2 separate regions of the Mus musculus genome follow, and region 2 is linked to region 1. A link is a loop called in an ENCODE intact Hi-C map of the cell type or tissue named here. Cell type or tissue: left cerebral cortex. All regions are shown on one strand. Each heading gives the region's core, and the rest is flanking DNA. Links, peaks and the distances in the headings are about the cores only.

What was found. Hi-C counts contacts between places; a loop is a spot of excess contacts. Peaks named below come from ENCODE experiments on the same cell type or tissue, not always from the same donor. Only the 100,000 strongest peaks of a DNase experiment are listed, where the experiment ranks them.
Region 2: a loop joins it to region 1, with 6 times the contacts of the local background. A loop is called at or near these places in 34 of 42 quality-filtered maps.

What each region holds. Positions count from the first base shown.
Region 1 is chr7:139,232,380-139,235,283 of GRCm38, reverse strand. All of the region lies in intron 8 of Lrrc27 (leucine rich repeat containing 27), which reads right to left. Gm32315 (a long non-coding RNA gene) reads left to right here and starts at 194. Exons shown (of 3, transcript XR_389962.4): 1 at 194-787; 2 at 892-952; 3 at 1,171-2,295. In left cerebral cortex, for the core only: a CTCF peak has its summit at 1,428 (motif pointing left); a DNase peak (open chromatin) is centred at 1,400.
Region 2 is chr7:139,297,949-139,300,852 of GRCm38, reverse strand. No RefSeq gene overlaps it. Among named protein-coding and RNA genes, the nearest start is that of Gm32486, 2.5 kb to the right of the region's middle. In left cerebral cortex, for the core only: CTCF peaks have their summits at 1,197 (motif pointing right) and 2,160 (motif pointing right); DNase peaks (open chromatin) are centred at 200 and 1,192.

The DNA of each region.
Region 1 (2,904 bases), core at 306-2,805:
CAGTCTGGCTTGAATTGGCTCATTTCATCGGCAGAGAAATAACTTCTAACATCTTAGTGGTTAAAGACTAGAGACATTTCTATCTTCCTCCCAGGTCTTCTGCTGTAATGGTCAGTTTTCCTGCAGAGCCATTAGATGGCACCCGAAGCTGTTTCGGCAGCTCCAGGCAAGCAGATGTGCCTGGATAGGACATGCTAGTAAGGGCGACGAGGGCCACGTGACCAGTGCTGCTCGCCCTGCTGCCTCCAGGGGATGAGGTGGGGAACTAACTCACCCTCGGATTCCGGACCTTAAGTATGTGTGCGTCTGCCTGCAATGTGCAGGGTACGTGCATGGGGAGGCAGGGTGTGAGATTCCACGGCTGACTTGGTAGAGTGAGACTGAGTGGAAGAGGGAAAGGGAGTGAGCTTCCTGCCAGGGCCCCTGCTATGCACTATCTCCCTTCAAAGGTGGACTTTGAACTCAGCCAGACCCTGCCTCCTATCAGATCCCTGCATCTTCCCTTCCGAGCAGCAGATTTCCAGGGCTGGAATCTTATCTGCCAGCACTCGTAGTTCAAACCCAGCATGCCTGACACTCTGAAAGGCCTGGATCCCAGGAAGATACAGAGAGGGGACAGGAGCCACCACACCCTTCTTTTACAGCCATCCCCCACCCCGGAAATGCAGAGGGCTGGGGCAAAACAGAATTCCGCATGCTTGCAGACTGTGGCAGCTGCTTCACCACAGGAGATCAAAAGTCTTCCAAAGAAATTCCCGCAGAAAGAAATGCGTGATGGCAAGTCCAGGTGATATTCCCCCCCCCCCCCCATTAAAGTCAGACATTACTTGCTTTAAAAATTAAAGGCACGTGTTGGGGGTGGGGCTCATCTACACACATTTACTATTACAGAAAAATATAGGCAAGAAAAACTCATCCAAACACCTTATTCTCTATGAACAACAACAAAAATGTAAGTGCTTGAAAATTGGGCAACCTTTTAGGCCCGGGAGTCGGTGACTGGGGAAGGTTCTCACCAGCTTTACAAGAAAGCTTCAAACACACAAACACCATGGAGGCCCGGGGGGCGGGGGAGGGGGGGACGGGGACGGGGGTGGGGGCGGGCTCAAAGGTTACAGGCCAGGCTTCAGAACAACATGGAGAAGAGAAATATAAGCTTTTTCTGAATAGGGTGGTAGACCTGGAGTCTTACCAGTGTCCAGCCTCAGAAGTCTTTTACCAGGCTGTGCCTGCACAGGCTACGACCTACACACTCACGGGTCACAAGAAGCATGAGAAAGGCAAGTGGGCTCAGCCTGGAGCCAAGCTGCAAAGAAAGGCATTTTCTCACACATGGTGAGTACTCAGGCTTGGCACTCAGTGCTCAAGGCTGGAGCATCAGCTCCGCCCAGCAGCCTCCAGCCGTGCTCAGCACCCTAGCACCCTCTAGTGACCTCCTGCCCAACTGCAGGAGCCCGTACCGGCTGTGAACTCCCCCTAGGCTGGCACAGGGACACACCTTCTACTGTTGAGTGCCCACTGTGTGTTTGTTTCTGGAGATGACAAAATTCGCCACCAAGTGTCTTTGCTCACTGTGCCTATTAGACTGCTTTCATCTCTGAAGAATGAACCTGACGGAGTCGCCAAAGATACTACCTTGTTTGTTTGTTTGTTTGTTTTGAGAAAAGGCCTCATGTGGCCTCAAACTCCATCCTTAGCTGATTCTCCTGTCTCTGCCTTCCAAGTGTTGGGGTTACATCACAAGACAACCCCCAGTTTCTGTGGTGCTGGGGTTCTCCCCAGGGCTTTGAGGGTGTTAGGAAAGCCCTCATCACCTGAGAGATGTCCTCCATCTGCTTGTCCTGTTATTGGGATGATCTTCCAGGAGGCTGCTGGGGGCTGTACTCACAGACTGCTCACAGTGCAGGGCTCTCAGCTGGACCGGTGAAGTAGCCCACACACCATGGGCTCACTCCTCCAGCCATTTGAGGTTTCTCTTGGGAACTGCCTGTCACATCCTCTCCCTATTTCTCCCTTAATCTTTGGTTTCTTTAAAGAATTTTTTTTTTTAAAAAGAAGAGATTTTTGGTTTTGTTTTATGTGTACTGAGTTCTTTGCCTGCATGTGTGTGTGTGTGTGCCTGGATCCCAAGGGGGCAGGAAGATGTCAGTGGATCCCTTGGAAGTAGAGATGGTTGTAAGCTACCTTCTGAGTACTTGGAACTGAAGCCAGGTTGCAAGAGCAGCAAGTGTTTGTTGTAACACCTAAGTAATCTTTCCAGCCCCCCTCTCTGTCTGTCTGTCTGTCTGTCTGTCTGTCTGTCTTTCTTTCTCTCTCTCTCTCTTTCTTTCTTTCTTTCTTTCTTTCTTCCTTTCTTTCTTTCTAAGAAAGAAATAAATCCCTGGGTGTCCTGAAACTCAACTCTGTAGACCAAGCTGGCCTCCCCAGTGCTGGGATTAAATCAGTGTACCACCACTGCCTGGCTGATAAAAATATTTTTCATTTTTTTTATCACCCATGAAAAATCTGGGGAATATAGAAAGAATGATGGACACTAAAGTGAACACTTGGCATAGTACAATGCAGTGTTAAAGGAATAAGGAACACACATTCCTCTCTGACATCCCACCCAGTGCAGAAGGCAGTACCATGGTGGACCAGAACAGAGCAGCCTTCAGGATGTGCAGAGGGACCAAGGCTAGCTTACAGCATGCTTTCCCTGAAAGCCCCTGTGGTCCTCACGACATCATTTATAAAGATCCCGTTGCAGGATCCAGGATGGCTTTAAGGAACAACTCTTGAGAAAGGCTTCCTGGGTAAGAAGTGTACATGACACGAGGTGACAGGTCCTGTTTGAGTTGGAGAAGTCCAAATCTCTTGACCTTTCATCCCAGGAGATGGCAGACCTTTGTCTCTACTGGCCAT
Region 2 (2,904 bases), core at 141-2,640, 66 kb before region 1:
TTAGCTCTGGCATAGGCTCTCAGGGCCACAGAATCCTGGGACAAATGTCAGGAAGCCCTTGGGACCCGATTGAATGTGGGCTGAACCTGGGCCCTGGTATAGAAAGCAGCCTCCCTAACTTGCCTGAGCAGGCTGGGCTCTTCACGTGGCTCACCCATGTGCACCTGCCACCTCTGAGCCCCGCTGTCACCCTGCCAAGCATCCGGGTTGCTATGGAAATGAAGATGTCACCTCGTTCCTCTCCCAGGACCTGCACACCCTGTGCCAAGGACTCAGTGTGAGATGTTTGTTACAACTCAGCTTCTTTGAAAACACCCTCCCCCACTCCCCCAGGATGACTGCATTGACCTTGGATGCCCTGGCGTCAGAGCCAAGCTCTGCAGCCCCAGAGGTGTAGCCCATTTGCCCTAGCTCCCCGGAAGTGTGCTCCCTCATGTCTGTGCCCTCATGGCTATGCCACTCCAGTTCCGTGTCCCGCAGGATGGTCCCATGACTGTTCTCTGGGACTCTGCATCCAGGAAGAGGTACCCCCCACAGGTCTGTGTGAACTGGGGCTATGCTACTTCTAGCCAGTTTGCACAGCTAAGGAGAGACATGAAAACCTTGGCAGCCATGTTGCTACCACTCCCCAGCTCCCACCTGCAGCACAATGGAGCCTCTCTGAACTACCCTGGCGGAGCACCCTGGAAACCAGGGCTAGAGAACTGACCCACCCAGGGTCCAAGCATCTAACACTCCATATCCATCGGGCCACTGGCATTGTGTCTCTACCCCATGCCGGTATCCCTGAGATGCTATGCCGTCTCTTAATCTTTGAGGTTGACAGTCTCTGCTTTAGAAAAGTTCTTAAGCTCAGCCCCCAAAGTTCCAAAATATGTACATTTATCATGAAATCAAATCCACATGCAGCCCCTAGACCTTTGCCTGGCTCTCGCCTCACAACACTGGTCACAGGCTGTCCCTTCTTCTGTTTGTCCATGGCCCCTCTACCTAGTGCCTCTCCAACTTCACCCTAGCTGCCCAGAACCTTACCTTGGGGATTTTCCAGGACACCCCTCTCTCTTGTCTTAAAAAAGTGCTCACTTTTCTTAGATACTTAATCTGAGAAGAGGTGATTGTATTCCTTTCTCTTGGACCTGTCAGCCCTGAGCCTGGATTCCCCTCTCTGGATCTATGCAATACTGCGAAGTGTCGGCAGGTGGCGCCACTGCACTGTCGGGTCCCTTCCTGCTGGAGGCTAAGGGAAGACCACCCAAGGTGGCACAGCCTCCTCCTGCCTGTGACCCCACCCTGGGAAGTTCTAAAGGCTGAAGTGCTCTTGAGGTGGGGAGCAGCTGAGAGTTGTTCAGGACTCTGCTGTTTTAAGACCGTACCTAGAGATAGCGTTAATATCATTCTGGGGCACGAAACAGGGGGGGTGCGGGGTGGGGGAAGCAGAGCGGGGGTTTGTTGTTGCCTGCTCAAAATCTAGTTTCTTAAAGTGACCCAGCAAAGCCTAAGAGTCTAGCTCTCCCTGTCCTCCCTGCCACACTCCAAATCTCAGTCCCAAGCAGACTGGCCACAGGCAGTACCGAAAGCACTGGACATCTTCCCTGGGAATTCTGCCCTAGTACCTAGTGGTTTTGCTCAGCTGGGATTGGGGGAGGTGTAGGAAACATCAAAGTTCTTAGACAGACGGAGGCTTCAATCCTCAGACCAGCCAGACCAAAGCCAATGCCAATCAACCTTGGGTGCTGAAGACCAGCCCTGTTGGGGTTAAGGGGACATGTTAAATTGCTATCACCAGATGGGTCAGTTGGGACCACCAAACCTCTAGCCCCTCCTTCCTGCTATATGGCTTCCCGGAGGCCCTCAATTTGGGAGCCAGGCTACCCAGAGCTTCATGAAGGTCAAGACCAGGGACTCTGCTTCTCTTTGGCAGTCTGGCTGGTCTGAGGATTGGGGCCTCCATCTGTCTAAGAACTTCGATGTTTCCTGCACCTCCCCAAATCCCAGCTGAGCAAAAAAAAAAAAAAAAAAAAAAAACAAAAAAAAAACAAAACCCACTAGGTACAAGGGAATATGGAGGGGATGTGGGCCTAGCTACCACAGGCAGCCGGTGTAAGGGTTGTTGTTGCTATAAGGGAGCCTGGTTCAGTGTCGCCTTTCTGCAAGAAGCCAGCAGATGGTGCCCACCCCTTCAGGTTCTGCTGACCACATAGAGACGACAGAGTCAGGTCACTGGGCAGCAGAAGGTCCTGTGTTAGGCAAGCCAGCCTGTGTGCCTCTGGGGATTAGCCTTGTGGGCTCTAAACTGAGTGCTGGTAGCCACCATTGCCAGGAGGCCCCAAGGAAGCAGTGCTCTGCAGGGCCATTCCCTCCTTTGCTGCTGACCGATGGGGCTCCTGGATTTCTGCAATGGGTTGCAGCTCATTGTGTCCCAGCACACTCCTGAGTGTCACCTGCTAGGAGCCAGGTACTCCTGTGGATGTGGGTCAGATTCTGTTAAGTGGACCTACTGTAACTCTGTGGGTCAGATTCTGTTAAGTGGACCTACTGTGCCTCTACTCGATTTGTAGCCCCTCCCCCCCCCCCAGTTTGGGAGTGTATGGAGGGAAGTGTCCCAGCTCCAGGTGGACCACACCTCCCCAGATTCCCTGAGCACATCTGCTCTATAGCACTGCATGCTCCTATGACCGTGAAAAGGGCAGCCTGTCACCCACATGTGCTGACTGGAAGTCAAAGTCAGATGTGAATATTTCATGGATGGTAACATAAATAATGCACTTAAGCGGAAGGATAATGTGAATATTTTATACATCGGAGTGCAGTTGAATTTAAAAAAATTTAAAAAGTCCATGTTATAGGCATATAGCCTGAGGTCACATGGGAGGCAGTTGGTAGCCTGGGGCATTTCTCAGGCTC